Linked DNA regions of Homo sapiens: region 2 is linked to region 1. Evidence: read pairs that join two places in POLR2A ChIA-PET (ENCODE). Cell type or tissue: Caco-2. All regions are shown on one strand. Each heading gives the region's core, and the rest is flanking DNA. Links, peaks and the distances in the headings are about the cores only.

What was found. ChIA-PET counts read pairs that join two places held together with the same protein. Peaks named below come from ENCODE experiments on the same cell type or tissue, not always from the same donor. Only the 100,000 strongest peaks of a DNase experiment are listed, where the experiment ranks them.
Region 2: POLR2A ChIA-PET joins it to region 1 with 12 read pairs; 3 of 35 experiments call an interaction of 5 or more read pairs at or near these places.

What each region holds. Positions count from the first base shown.
Region 1 is chr7:7,906,586-7,914,371 of GRCh38, reverse strand. It overlaps LOC124901586 (a long non-coding RNA gene), which reads left to right. Exons shown (of 4, transcript XR_007060206.1): 3 at 7,095-7,140. It also overlaps the pseudogene RNU6-534P and the pseudogene CCNB2P1. Among named protein-coding and RNA genes, the nearest start is that of GLCCI1-DT, 58 kb to the left of the region's middle. In Caco-2, for the core only: no CTCF peak of the experiment used is centred there; DNase peaks (open chromatin) are centred at 2,411 and 2,851.
Region 2 is chr7:8,005,587-8,013,372 of GRCh38, reverse strand. The region is part of intron 2 of GLCCI1 (glucocorticoid induced 1); the gene reads right to left. Among named protein-coding and RNA genes, the nearest start is that of GLCCI1, 41 kb to the right of the region's middle. In Caco-2, for the core only: no CTCF peak of the experiment used is centred there; no DNase peak of the experiment used is centred there.

The DNA of each region.
Region 1 (7,786 bases), core at 1,688-4,187:
CCACTATATCATTTTATTTTAGACGTGGATATATAAATTATGTAAAATAGCAATGTAAACATACACACACACACACTCACATACTTTTGTCAATTTAGTGACTAATAACTTGAAGAAATAAGAATTCCCACTATAAGGCATATTCTCCTGAAAGCTTTGGGCACTATGGAGAATACTACATGACAGAATGCTAGTATACTTTCTGAAAGACAAGATGATCCTAATGATTTCCTCATCAATGAAAAAGGACTTTTTCATTATTAGAAATGAGCCCCAAAGGTTAGGCTGCTAATGTGTTTTTGTATACGTGTGCAAATAAATGCCATAAATAACACTTTGGACTAACATCAAAGCACACTTCTGTCTCACTGCTCTTCTTTTTGGGGTGGACATTTGAAGAGGTTCTTTGAAAATTATAACGAGATACAAACTTACTCCAGTGTCCCCTTCTCTACTAATACATGAAGGGCAGCTGTGACTGGCTTTCAGTGGACCAAAGCTCTTACAGGAGTTGCTTAGGGAGAAGCCTCACATTCTGCAATCCTGTTTCTATTTGAATGTGGAAACCTGAGCTACCTCTCCCTCCATTCTCTCCTGCCCTCCCCAACTCTCTCCCTCTAGACAGGTTTCTAATCTGTCCAGTGAGTAGCTGGAACTACAGCAGGAGTCAGTAAACTTTTTTGGTAAAGGTCAAGATAGTAAATATTTTCAGCTTTGGACCACATGGTCTGTGTTGCAACTATTTAACTCTGTTATTATAGTGCGAAAGCAGCCACACAGAATATGTAAACAACGGGTACGGCTGTTTCTCAATAAAAATGGGCATGCCTATTTTCCAATAAAATTTTATTTATGAAAACAGGTGGTGGGCCAGATTTGGCCAGTAGATCATAGTTACAGACTCCTGGACTAGAAATATTCTAGGATCCCTGTTAGCTTTTCTCTGCCTTAGTATTCAATTTTCATGAGTCTGTGAGAGTTCACAATTGGGAGACAGCTGGAAAAAAAGAGAAGCATACTTTGAAGAATCATTGGCTGTGTGAAATTACTATATTTGACTTATCTTTTCACTTGGAGTCTTTTAACTTTGTAGCATAATGCCCCTATTATATTTAGCAATTAGAGTGCCATCACAAAGTAAAATGTAAAACCATTATTCCTTGAAAAGAGAAAAGGCTTGTGGTATGAAATGATGCATGCGAGGAGTGTGGGTGATAATTTACTCATATAATCATTTCTATTTCTGTTCTATGGCAAGTATTTCTGGAGATGGCTCAGATGGCAAGGAGATCTTTAAGACGTGCATGCCATAATTAACCTTTTTATGTGTTCTGATAGAAATATCAATAGTTTTTCCTCCTTTAGCACTTTTAACTTTACTTATGGTGTATAGAGATGATTTGAAGAATAATCATTATAAGGGAAAAAACGCCTTTATATCTTGGGTTTAAAATAAAACATGTATATTCTTCCTATTATTTTTACTTTATGGATAAGTTCTAGACACTGAACATCTGCATTTCTTTTTGCCTCCTTGCAAAGGAGGAGCTAGCCCAGCCAATGATTCTGTAGAATGTAGATCCACGATGTACGAAGTGTAGTCCCTGGACTAGCAGCATCAGTATTTGCATCAGCATCTACTAGAAACTTGTTAAAAATGCAAATTCTCCAGTGCCATCCCAGACCTACTAATTAAGAAACTCTAGGAGTGGGCCCAGCAGTCTGTTTTAGCAAGCTCTCCAGGTGATTCTAATGCCTGCTAGAGTTTAAGAACCACTGGTATAGCTTAGATTATTACCTTACAGAAGCACAAGTTAAAGGGAAGACCTGGCCTCATATAATCAGCAGAATGACCTTAGAGCCTGGACATTCAGAAGGCACAGAATACAGGCGATAAGCCTATAACTACATTACAAGAAGAAAAAGGACCTGAGAAAGAAAAACAAAGGGAAGAAGGGAGACATAGAACTTGAATGAGTAGGAGGAACTGGAAAACTCCAGGGTTCCATTTGCAGCTGTGGCTACAATCCTCCATGATTTGATGGGTGAGGACTGTGCTAGGTGAAGGGAAACAGAAATGAAGAGAACAGTCTCTCCATCCGCAAAGAATTCACAGTATTAGAGTGGAAAAAGAAAAAAATGGCTCCCTTGAGAATTTACAATAGACCTAATATTTTAAGTCAAAGGAGGCTGGGCGCAGTGTCTCATTCCTGTAACCACAGCACTTTGGGAGGCCAAGACAGGAGAATCATTTGAGCCTAGAGGAGTTCTGGACCAGCCTGGGCAACAGGGCAGAACAATGTCTCTACAAAAAATAAAAAAATTAGCTGGGCTTAGTGGTGTGTGCCTGTGGTACCAGCTGCTTGGGAGGCTGAGGTGGGAGGATGGCTTGAGTCCAGGAGGTTGAGGTCACAGTAAGCCATCATGTCGTCACTGCACTCCAGCCTGGGTGACAGAGTGAGACCCTGACTCAAAAGAAAAAAGGATCAAAAGAGAGAGGTTGGACATCAGGAGACATAGAGACAAGATGAAGAGAACAAAGAAAATAGAAGATATGAGGATAAACAGAGTATTAAAAAATTTTATTTGTACTAGAACATAGAACATTTAGGAAATTTGTTCTTTTAATTCCTCCAATTACTAAAAGGTGAGCTCTGCTTTGATTTGGAGATAAAAATCCCTGACTCATTGCTTCACTGGACAGAACCACAGGAGAATTGCAACCAAAAGCCTTTCATTTCCTTACGATGCTTATCGCCAGCAAATAGCTATAGTAACACACTGACATAAACCATTAAGCTATGTATGGGTCGGTGCTATTTAAAGAATGTTTGCTTCCCCACCCAACCCCATTCTTATGTTGAAATCCTAACCCACAATGTGATGGTATCAGGAGACATGGCCTTTGAGAGGTGATTAGGCCATGAGGTAAGAGCCCTCATGAAGGGGATTAGTGTCCTTATGAATAAGAGACCCCAGATAATTCATTTGCCCCTTCCACCATGTAAGGGTGAGAATGCAGCTATCTATAAACCAGGGAACAGGCCCTCACCAGACACTGAATCTGCTGGTGCCTTGATGTTGGCCTTCCCAGCCTCCAGAACTGTAAGAAATAAATTTCTGTCGTTTATGGTATTCTGTTATAGCAGCCTTAATGAACTAGAAAAATAAAAAAGAAAACAAAACAAAACAGGAACATGTTCTTATGGTAACACAACCTGGTCATTTTTCAAGTCCTGCCACAGAGTATCAATCTTGGAGCCTCATCATAAAATCATTTTTGGGTGCCTAAGGAGAATGTTATAGGTGAGACAGTGCTATTAAAAAAATAACACCAAATCAAAGATCATAGAGTTTTCTGGAAGATTTTTAGAAGTCATCTTTTCAAAACAGCCTCCAATGTTTTAAAAAATGACTTCACTATTTTAGTAATATATATATATATATATTTTTAAAATTCAAACAATACAGAAAAGCACAAAGAAAGAAGTAAATTACTTCCCAAAGTAAAGATTACTAACATTTGGTGAATAGAATCCATAAATACAAATAGAAAGCTAGACAATTAGGAGCAGTTTCAGAGAGAGAGATTGTATGGTACATGCTATTTTTTAAAACAAAATTTTTATTTTTGAATAATTTTAGGTTTATGGAAAGGTTGCAAAGATAATACAGAGCGTTCTAGAGCTCTCAACCAACTTCCTCTATTGCTAACATCTTACATTACTATGGTACATTTGTTACAACTAAGAAACCAACACTGGTACATTACTATTAACTAAATTCCAGGCTCTTTTTAAATTTCACCAGTTTTTCTACTAATGTCCTCTTTCTGTCCCAAGATCCACATTGCATTTAGTTGTCAGGTATTCTATTAGGACTCTCCAAAGAGACAGAACCAATAGGGTAAATGGGTATATGCAGAGACAGAGAGACAGGAGTTAATTCTAAACCTAAGAGTCATGTGACTATTAGGCATTCCATTTTAGAATAAATTGGAAATAGAGTTACAGCCAGAGCAGCACAAGTAGCTAAGAAAGCTCAGAACACCAAAGTGCCAGTTCAACCCAGGGAAACAACAAATGTCAACAAACAACTGAAACCTACTGCTTCTGTGAAACAGTACAGATGGAAATGTTGGCTCCAAAGGGTCCTTCTCCCATACCTGAGGATGCCTCCGTGAAAGAAGAGAACATCTGCCGAGCTTTTTCTGATGCTTTGCTCTACAAAATTGAGGATATTGATAACAAAGATTGGAATAACCCTCAGCTCTGCAGTGACTATTTAAGGGTATCTATCAGTACCTCAGGCAGCTGGAGATTTTGCAGTTCATAAACCCACATGTCTTAGGTGGATGAGATGTAAATGGACATAAGCATACCATCCTGGTAGACTGGTTGGTGCAAATCCACTCCAAGTTTAGGCTTCTTCAGGAGACTCTGTATGTGTGTGTTGCCATTATGGATTGATCTTTACTGGTTCAGCCAGTTTCCCAGAGGAAGCTTCAACTAGTTTGGATTACTGCTCTGCTCTTGGCTTCCAAGTATGAGGAGATGTTTTCTCCAAATACTGAAGGCTTTGTTTACATCACAGACAATGCTTATACTAGTTTCCAAATCCAAGAAATGGAAACTAATTTTGAAAGAACTGAAATTTGAGGTGGGTGGACCCTTGCCACTACACTTCTTAAGGCAAGCATCAAAAGCCGGGAAGGCTGATGTTGAACAGCACACTTTAGCCAAATATTTGATGGAGCTGACTCTCATTGACTACGATATGATGCATTATCATCCTTCTAAGGCAGCAACAGCTGCTTCCTGCTTGTCTCAGAAGGTTCTGGGCCAAGGAAAATGGAACTTAAAGCAGCAGTGTTATACAGGATACACACAGAATGAAGTATTGGAAGTCATGCAGCACGTGGCCAAAAATGTGCTGAAAGTAAATGAAAACTTAACTAAATTCATCGCCATCAAGAATAAGTATGCAAGCAACAAATTCCTGAAGATCAGCATGATCCCTCAGCTGAACTCAAAAGCCATCAAAGACCTTGCCTTCCCTCTGATGGGAGGGTCCTAGGCTGCAGTGGCCCCTGGGAATGTGTGCTTCATTTTTGCACTTTTTCTTACTGGGTTAGAACTCTTAATTTTATACATAGTTCTCTGGTCTGTTTCATGAAAACTCTTCTCAGACCAATTTTCTAAATATATATCGAGGAAAAATTAAGCTATTGGTTTTTCTTAAGGTAAAAAAAAAAAAAAACAACAATATACCAATTTATCCTACTAGAGAGATCCTAAAAGAGATTTATTATAAGGAATTGGCTCATGCAATTATGGAGGCCAAGAAATCCCAAGATCTGCAGTTGGCAAGCTGGAGACCCAGGGAAGGTGACATGTATTTCCAATCTGAAACTTAGCAGGCTGGAGACTAAAAAAACAGCCAATGTTTCAGTTTCAAGTCCAAAAGCCAGAAAGAAACTGGTGTCCCATCTCAAAGCAGTCAGGCAGGAGGAGTTCCCCCTTACGGAGTCTTTTTGTTTTATTCATGTTGTCTTCAAAGGATAGGATGAGGCCCACCCATATTATGGAAGGCAGTTTGCTTTACTCAGTCTGCCTATTCAAGCATTAACCTCATCAAAAAACACTGTCACAGACACAGAAGATTAACGTTTAACCAAATATCTGGGCACCCCGTGGCCTAGCTAAACTGACACATAAAATTAACCATCCCAAGTATACATACTATTTTCAATCTATTATGTTAATATAATATCTGACTTGCCAGATCATGCCGTGTCACCCTTCACTTTAAATGTGCAAGCAGATAGCTCTTTAGATGCCCTATACTTCTGTCCCCACCAGTTCAGCTGGAAGTTTTCCATGATTCAATTTGGGTGTTTGAACCCAAACTTTTTTTAATTATATAATTTAAATAAATGTTAAGAAAACTGACAAAATATAAATGCAAAAAGAACAAATTTTTGTTTCCATACAAACTAGATTGAGTATGTTAGAAAGACTGGATAAATATAGGGTGATTAAAAATTTGCTTTCGGGGTGGGTGCAGTGGCTCATGCCTATAATCCCAGCATTTTGGGAGGCCAAGGCAGGAGGATTGCTTGAGCCCAGAAGTTTGAGACCAGCCTGGGCAACACAGCGAGAATCCTTCTCAATTTTTTTTTTTTTTAGTTTGCTTTCAAAATAGCTGTGAGCATGATGCATGACACATAGGGGGTTGGGGGAATCTAGGAGGATTCTACACTCAGTTCCTTTCCAAGTGTCTTGTTTCATTTTTTAAAAATTGAAAACTGATAATCTTAGAGAGTGGTAGGTAATTCATGCAAAAAAGATGGTGAGGGGGAATTCCAATCAGGGGACCACTCTCAAAGAAAAGATCTTGGCCCCAAATTAAAAGATTGGCAAATGGCAAATGACTATATATAATTCATGTTAAATATGCCATTGGGGAATGTATTACTCTGTTTTCACACTGCTAATAAAGACATAGCCAAGACTGGGTAATTTACAAAGGAAAGAGGTTTAATTGACTCACAGTTCCACATGACTGGGAAGGCCTCACAATCATGGCGGCAGGCAAAGGAAGAGCTAAGTCATGTCTTACATGGCAGCAGGCAAGAAAGCTTGTGCAGGGGAACTCCCATTTATAAAACCATCAGATCTCATGAGACTTATTCACTACCATGAGAACAGTATGAGGGAACAGCTCCCATGATTCAATTATCTCCACCTGGCCCCGCCCTTGAAACATGGGGTTTATTACAATTCAAGGTGAGATTTGGGTGGGGGACACAGCCAAACCATATCAGGGAAGATGAAAAAGTGCTGGAGATGGAAAGTGGTGATGATTGCACAACAATGTGAATGTAAGTAATCCCATGGAACTGTATACTTTGAAATGGTTAAAATGGTTAAAATGGTAAATTGTGTGTTACACATATATTATCACAATAAAAATACGCAAAGTAACTGTGTATTTTTTCAGATTCCTTGTTTCAACAAATACTTTTTTATTAATGAAAATTGTTGCATTCTATAAACAGGCTTATTCTGTATTAAGTTTATTTTTTATTTTAGTTTAATAGGAGAAAAGGACACCAACATGAAGCTGAACGAATTTCAGGTAAATGATTCCCTTTTGAGATTTTAAGAGATTTTAATTCTCTAACATTGCTCTAAATGTAATAGGACAGATGTGAAAACCTGTAAGAAGTTAGAGCAGTGGTTCTCAATCCATGGCAGTGCCAATTCCCTAGGGTGCATCTAGAAATGCATGGACATGTTTTTGGTTGTCACAATTATGAGGATCCTGGCATTCTCCAGAGATGTCAAACATCTTATTATGTACCTGACAGACCTGACATCAAAACATACCCAACCGAAATGTCAATAGCTCCCCCAGTGACTCTGGGGAAGAGTCAATGTATGTTTTATTTTTATTTTTTCTAATAAAATCCAATCTAGGATTCAAAAGTTTATTAGAATAAAAATATATGTACATTACAGTTATTTCACATAATTCACAGATTTTACCACCATTCATTTTTAAATGATTTTAAAGTTCATACTGTAAATATATGCACATCTATAAACAAATCTTAAATTACAAAATTTGCAACGTATCTATTAGATATTGAATATGAAAATTTAGGATTGGCAACTGATAGTTATATCCTACTGCACTTACTATTTCTATGACATTTTAGAGGGGGAAAAGATTAATTCATTTTAAATGAAAAATATATTTCACAAATTTGTGTATCACCCTG
Region 2 (7,786 bases), core at 3,031-5,530, 98 kb before region 1:
AACAATATCTCAAATCAGCAGGGAAAAGATAAACTCTTTATCAACTGTTAGTCACTTTGAAAAATAAATAAAGCTGGATATCACCTCATGCCTTCCATCAAAATAAACTCCAGAAATATCAAAGACACAAATATGTAAAAAGAAACATAAAACTATTAAAAGAAAATATAGTTTAAATGAAATTTTTTAACTTGGAGTGGAAAAAATCTTTCCCAATTATGGCATAATGCAAAAAGCCACAAGGCACAGACCACTGTGATAAATACAGCAGCCAGAAATAAACCCTAGCATATACGGTAAATTGATTTTTGATAAGGGTGTCGAGGCCATTCAATGGGAAAAGGACAGCCTTTTCAACAACTGGTGCTGGGAGAACTGGATATTCACATCCAAAAGAACGAAGTTGGACTCTTACCTTATACAAAAATGGACTCAAATGGATCAAAGACATAAACTTAAAGGCTAAAATTCTTAGAAGAAAATAAGAAGAAAGCTTCCTGACACTGGATTTGGCAAGGATTTCTTGAATATGCCAACAAAAGTACAGTCAACAAATGGAAAAATAGATAAACTGGACTTTATCAAAATTAAAAACTAGTACACTATCAAAAGAATAAAAAGGCAACCTGGCCAGGCGTGGTGGCTCACGCCTGTAATCCCAGTACTTTGGGAGGCTGAGGCGGGTGGATCACAAGGTCAGGAGATCAAGACCATCCTGGCTAACACGGTGAAACCCCGTCTCTACTAAAAAATACAAAAAATTAGCCGGGCATGGTGGCAGGCGCCTGTAGTCCCAGCTACTCGGGAGGCTGAGGCAGGAGAATGGCATGAACCCAGGAGGTGGAGCTTGCAGTGAGCCGAGATCACACCACTGCACTCCAGCCTGGGTGACAGAGCAAGACTCCATCTCAAAAAAAAAAAAAAAAAAAAAAAAAAAAAAGAATAAAAAGGCAACCCACAGAATGGGAGAAAATATTTGCAAACCATGTATCTGATAAGAGATTTATATCCAGTATATATAAAGAACTCCTAAAACTCAACAACAAAAAACCCAATTCAAAAATAGACAAAGGACTTGAATAGACATTTCTCCAAAAAAGAAATACAGATGGCCAAAAAGCAGATGAAGTGATGCTCAGCATCATTAATCATTTAGGAAATACAAATCGAAAATCAAAGTAAGATACCAGGTTGACTATTATGTTTTAAAAAAGGAAAAAAGAAAATATTGGCAAAGATGTAGAAAAACTGGACCCCTGGCTGGGCACGGTGACTCATGCCTGTAATCCTAGCACTTTGGAAGGCCGAGGCAAGCGGATCACAAGGTCGAGAGATTGAGACCATCCTGGCTAACACAGTGAAACCCCGTCTCTACTAAAAATACAAAAAATTAGCTGGGCGTGGTGGCGTGTGCCTGCAGTGCCAGCTGCTGGGGAGGCTGAGGCAGGAGAATGGCGTGAACCCGGGAGGCAGAGCTTGCAGTGAGCCAAGATAGTGCCACTGCATTCCTGCCTGGGCGACACAGCGAGACTCCATCTCAAAAAACAAACAAAAAAACAAAAAACAACAACAACAACAACAAGAAAAAACAACTGGACCCCTGTGCGTTGCTAATGTGAGTATAAAATACTACAGCCATAGTGGAAGACAGTACATCAGTTCATCAAAAATTTAAACACAGAATTACCCTATGATCTAGCAGTTCTACTTCTGGAAATATATACAAAAGAACTGAAAGCCGAGACTCGAAAAGATACCCACACACTAATGTTGCTAGCAGCATTATTTGCAACTGTCAAAAAGCAGAAACAACCTAAATGTCCACCCATAGACGAATGGATAAAGAAAATGTGGTATGTATATCTAATGGAATATTATTCTGCTTTAAAAAGGAAGGAAATTTTGACACACAGCTACAATGTCAAATCCTGAAATCATTATACTAAGTAAAATAAACCAGACAAAAAAGGAAAATACTGTATGATTTTCTTATATGAGGTTCCTAGAGTATATTCACAGAGACAGAAAATAGAATGATGGCTACCAGAGGCTGGCGTGTGGTGGGGAGGATGGAGAGCTAGTATTTAATAAACACAGAGTTTCAGCTGGAAAAAGTAAAAAAGTATTAGACATGGATGGAGATAATGGTTGTACAATAATGTGAATGCACTTAATGCTATGGAACTGTACATTTAAAAAATGGTTAATTCATTTTCACTCATGGTAAATTTCATTATTTTTTTTTGTGTGGGAGGAGACAGAGTCTCACTCTGTTGCCCAGGCTGGAATGTAGTCACATGATCTCGGCTCACTGCAACCTCCACCTCCCGGGTTCAAGCGATTCTCTTGCCTCAGCCTCCTGAGTAGCTGAGATTACAAGCACAGGCTACCATGCCTCCCTAGCATGTTATATATATTTTACCACAACTTAAAAAATAGAAAAAAAAAATGAGGTAGGGATTTATATGTTATAAGGAGAGATGCCCATGATCCATCAAATGGAAAAAGCAAGTCAGTAATATGATATAAAGTATGATTCCATCTCTGTGTGTATATGTCTAAACAATATATTTCTATAGGTACAGAAAATTTCTCAAAATATGTGTCCCCCAAAAACCTGTTAATAATACTTTTTTTAAGTAGTAGGCCTAGGGAGTTAGTGGCTACTATTCATGTCCTTCTATATTATGGATTATTTTGCCATCAAATATATGATGGATTATTTTACCATCAAAAAGCATTATTTTTAAAACAAAATCAGATAAAACCCAAAAATACATAACCTGAAATATTTACTTCTTTTAATTTAGCTGAATTAAAAACATTCTGGGATAATTATAGAATGTCTATAAATATATCACTAAGCATCCCTGCAAGAACTGAGAAGCACAGAGATTTTATAAGATATTATGACAGGATGCTGACCTTGGCAGGGAGCAGATTCCTAAAGTGGAAATTCGATGTTTAGGCAAGTGACTTTTTTCTTTTACAAGTTATATATAAAAAGCATTAAATCCATCATTTTATTAGAATATAAATCTAATCAAAAGCATTTTAAATCCTCATTTAAAAAGAAGAAAGAAGCAAGAAGGCAGTGGTGGTTTCTCTTGTTAAGACTGAATACATTCACTTGCAGAAAGCTTGTTAATGAAAATTAGCTCTGTAGATTAACACCATCATGTCTTCTAGTTTAATAGACATTTCAAAAGAGGTGACATTTTGAGACTGAGGTAGCCTGTTCCAGGGGCTGTTTTGGATGGACTACTCATACAAAGAAAATCGCATCTAACTGTATCAGAAAAAGTTTAAGGCCTATAAAACTCAAATAAAGGTATAACAGGAAAATAAACCATTAAAGATACAATTTTTAAATGTTTAAATAAGATTAAGAAAACAAGTTAATTAAGCAAATGGCAAAACTCTAAGAAAAAAAAAAACCACTTCCAGTGCTCAGGTTTTTTTTTTTCATTCTATTTTGATACTGATTTTACGTCCACACTGAATCTTTTGAAAAGCTTTTAATTAATAAAAATAACATACTATGCTCTGAAAGGCCTACAAAAATTTGTTTAAAAGGGTTATACTTTGCATATTAGTAAAGACTAGATTATAGGATAGTAACTACACAATCTCCAAATCCAAATGACTTAAAACTGCAAAAGTTAATTTCTTGCTCATACTACATGTATGGGTCATTAAGAAGGCTATGCTTGTCACTGTCAGTGACCCAGATGGACAGAGTAGGAATGAACAGTTACTTCCCTGTCAGAGAGAATGCACCAGTTCTTTAAAGCATCTTCCCAAATCAAGTCTCATGGCCACACTTAACTTCAAGTGGGCAGAGAAGTAGAATCCTATCATGTGCCCAGGAGAGAGAATGCCAATATTTATGAATAGCTCTAATCATTACTATACCTGGGAAGTTGTAGGAAATACCTCTGATTATTGCTGTATATATTATTTTTATTACTTGACCACTTTACAAAGAATATATATTACTTTCGCATTTAAAAACACATTCAAACACAGAATTTAAAATTTGTCCAGAGACTACACCTCAGACTATGGGGTGAAGACTGAGGAAACATTACTGTTTTATTATAGTAACCTTAATTGCAAGTTCAATTTTAAGAGTTGGTAATACATTTTTTGTTTTAAAAAGGTTGTATCTGCAAGGCTACAGTAATAAAATATTAAATTTCACAAATGGATTTTAGTTTTTCTTTCTACAAGGCTAAACAGATGACTCTAAATAACCAGCAGTGATCCATTTCTTCAGAGGCCTTAAAAATGTAAAGCTGTATCTTATAATCCTCAGAATAAACGTGTGAATGTGCAAATCGGGTATTACTAACTTCAATTTACAGAAAAGAAAGCTTAAGACTGGGTCACAAAGCAGTTAAGTCAGTGGGTCATGAATTTTTTTTTAACATTTTACTAATAAAAATTTCAAACAGAACAGTTAAAAAAAAAACTGTTCAGTGAAGGCCCATAAAGCCAATACTGAGCTTCTCTAAATAACATTTTGCTCTATTTACTCCACCAGCTATCTATCTAGGTATCCACCCATCAATTCATCTTATTTTTTATTCATTTCAAAGTTGCAGACAGCAGTATACTTCATCTCTAAACATCTGAGTTCAGTATTTGTTTTCTGTTCATATTCTGTATTTTTAAAGTTAAAGTTATACAGCAAAATGCACAAGTGTACACTTGGGTAAGTTCCGATAAATGAATTCGCCAACATAACCCAAACTTCTATTAAGACATATAACACTGGCCAGGCATGGTGGCTCATGCCTGTAATCCCAACACTCTGGGAGGTCAAGTCTAGTGGATCACTTGAGGCAAGGAGTTCAAGACCAGCCTCTCTACTGGTGAAACTCCACCTCTACTAAAAATACAAAAATTAGCTGGACGTGATGGCAGGGGCCTGTAGTCCCAGCTAATTCCCAGCTACTTGGGAGGCTGAGGCATGAGAATTGCTTGAATCTGAGGGGCAGAGGTTGAAGTGAGCCAAGATCACATCACCGCACTCCAGCCTGGGCAACAGAACAAGACCCTGTCTCAAAAAAAAAAAAAAAAGATATACAACATTTAACTTACAGAAATAGAGAGTAGAATAGTGGTTATCAGAGGCTAGGAGTCCTTGGGAGATGCTGGTCAAAGGACACAAAATTTCAGTTACAAGAAACAACTTCAAGTGATCTACTATACATCATAATGACTACAGTAAAATATATGGTATACTTGAAAATTGCTAAGAGAGTAGATTTTAAGTGTTCTCACCACACATAAAAAAATGAGGTAACGCATATGTTAAATAGATTGATGTAATCATTTCAAATGTGTGTGTGTCTACCATGCTGTACACCATTAATATATAAATAATTTTTACTTAATTAAAATTAACTACTTTTTTAATTAACATTTTCATTATCCCAGAAAGTTCCCTCAGTGGGCCTTGATTTGAATACATGATCTGGTTCCAAAGTCTACAATCTTTTCACAACATTATGCTACTTCTTTTTAATATGTAAACATACTAAACAATATTAATTTTTTTATGTCAAGCTCTCAATAATTAAGGTAGTTGAAACAGAAATATAAAAGGAAGAACACCCTCAAGACACCCTCCACCAAGGCCAAACAGCCCAGGTGTTTAATGTCTGTAGCAAGCTGAGTATACCACCTTCCTTCCACCAATGTCCACTACATAATTCCACTACATAAATAAAACAAGTTCTTCCCACCCTAAGAGTTCAACAGTTAATCCAGGAGAAACGGATGTCGCCATAAAAAGTATCTCATATGTTCATCTCTTGTATCTTCAATTAAACTAATAAATGGTTAGGGAAGGACCATTTCTTATGCTTGTGAGGCAAGAAGTAGGTTAGTAGTTAGTGGTTGCCATAAAAGGCAATAGACAGCTGAAGAAAAAAAAGGAAACGCTTTAGAATCAGCCAGGTCTGGGTTCACTGTCCTCACGCTTAATACGTACTACGTACATATTACATAACGATGTACTACGTACGTAGTACATATTACATAACGATGTAATATGTATGTAGTACATATTAATGTACAGCTATGTAATGATGTACAAATTACTTAACTTCTCTAAGCCTCAGGTTCCTCATCTGTAAAATGAGCCCTATATTTTACCTTCTTTTCAATGTCAAACTTCTCAAATAAATGACCTACATCCAGATAGATGCAAGCCAGACAAGCCCTTATCCTGGACCTCAAAATTCAGGAGAAATTCCTCTGGCCTTCTAGCAGCCATGCCCCTCCCCATGGGATAAGAGACCTTGGGAGCAAAGAGCATGGACGTTATGAGCCCATGCCTGGCTGTAGAATATACTCCAGGTAATCTAAAACCAGGAATTTCCTGAACAAACAGCAGTAGGCTTGGCTTCTAAGGTCTGCAGACCCATTCCCTGGTTCTTGCTTTTTGAGGATGGCACTTGAATGTGAGAACTGGTGGGTCCAAGTGTATGTGTAAAGCCAGCTTAAAGTACAGAATAGATTGTAGGGTAGGAAGAGAATGGGACTTAGGCTCAGACGAGGTGGGCCTAATGGGCCTGGTGGGCCTGCCCCATGTGGACATATACCGGCATGTAACTCTGAAGAATCTGAGAATTCTTAGTTTAAACCTCATCTTCCAGGTCCATATGAAGATTATTTGTCATTGGGTAGTGGGGGGAGGACAAAATGTATTTTACTCAATAATTTGTTCATTTAACTTACGTACATATAGTATATTGGTCTTTATATTTGCTGCAGACCCTGCAAATGTTACAAGCGGGCATGTCTACATATACTACTACTAACTTAAATGTGTATATAGTATTTGCCAAATTTACCTTCAATATTATCATACTTAATCACACAGTAATATTATGGGTTAGGTTTTATTAACCCCACTGCACAGATAAAAAATCAGACATGTGTAAGAAACATATCCAGCGTTCTTTCCTTCTATCTCCACATCACTCTCTTAACTCTCAAATAGTAGGGTCTCCTACTCTGGCATTATCTCCAATACTGCACTCTCCAAGACAATGTGCCTCTGATCCCTAAATGTGGTCCTTAATCACCATGACCTCTCTTTAGCATCTGATACTGTCAACAATTTTTTCCTTTCTTAGAATAGCTTTCTCCTCTGACTTCTAAGGCTTCACTATTCCAGTTTTTCACTTAGCCTTTCGCTCTTTCTCTGGCTTCTCTTCTTTTTCAGAATTTTTGTGAAGAGCGAATAAGATAATATTTCTGGGCCAGGAGTGGTGGCGCATGCCTGTAATCTCAGCACTTTGGGAGGCTAAGACAGGTGGGTCACCTTTGGTCAGGAGTTCGAGACCAGCTTGACTAACATGGTGAAACCCCATCTCTACTAAATACAAAAACTTGGCTGGGCATGGTGGCAGGCACCTGTAATCCCAGCTACTCAGGAAGCTGAGGCAGGAGAATCACTTGAACCTGGGAGGCGGAGGGTGCAGTGAGCTGAGATCACACCATTGCACTCCAGCCTGGGCAACAAGACAGAAACTCCTGTCTCAAAAAAAACAAAACAAACAAACAAAAAAAAAACTAGATAATGTTTCCCTCTCGATAGTGTCAGCACATAGCATTCATTTCATATGTTGGTTTGGTAATCTAAAAAGAATAGCTACCATTTTTTAGTGCAGTGTCACAGCACTAGGTACATACATACATATGTATGTTTGTATTATCCTATAATCCCAGTTCAGTAATAATAAAAATGGAGCTTATATTGGTTAACAGA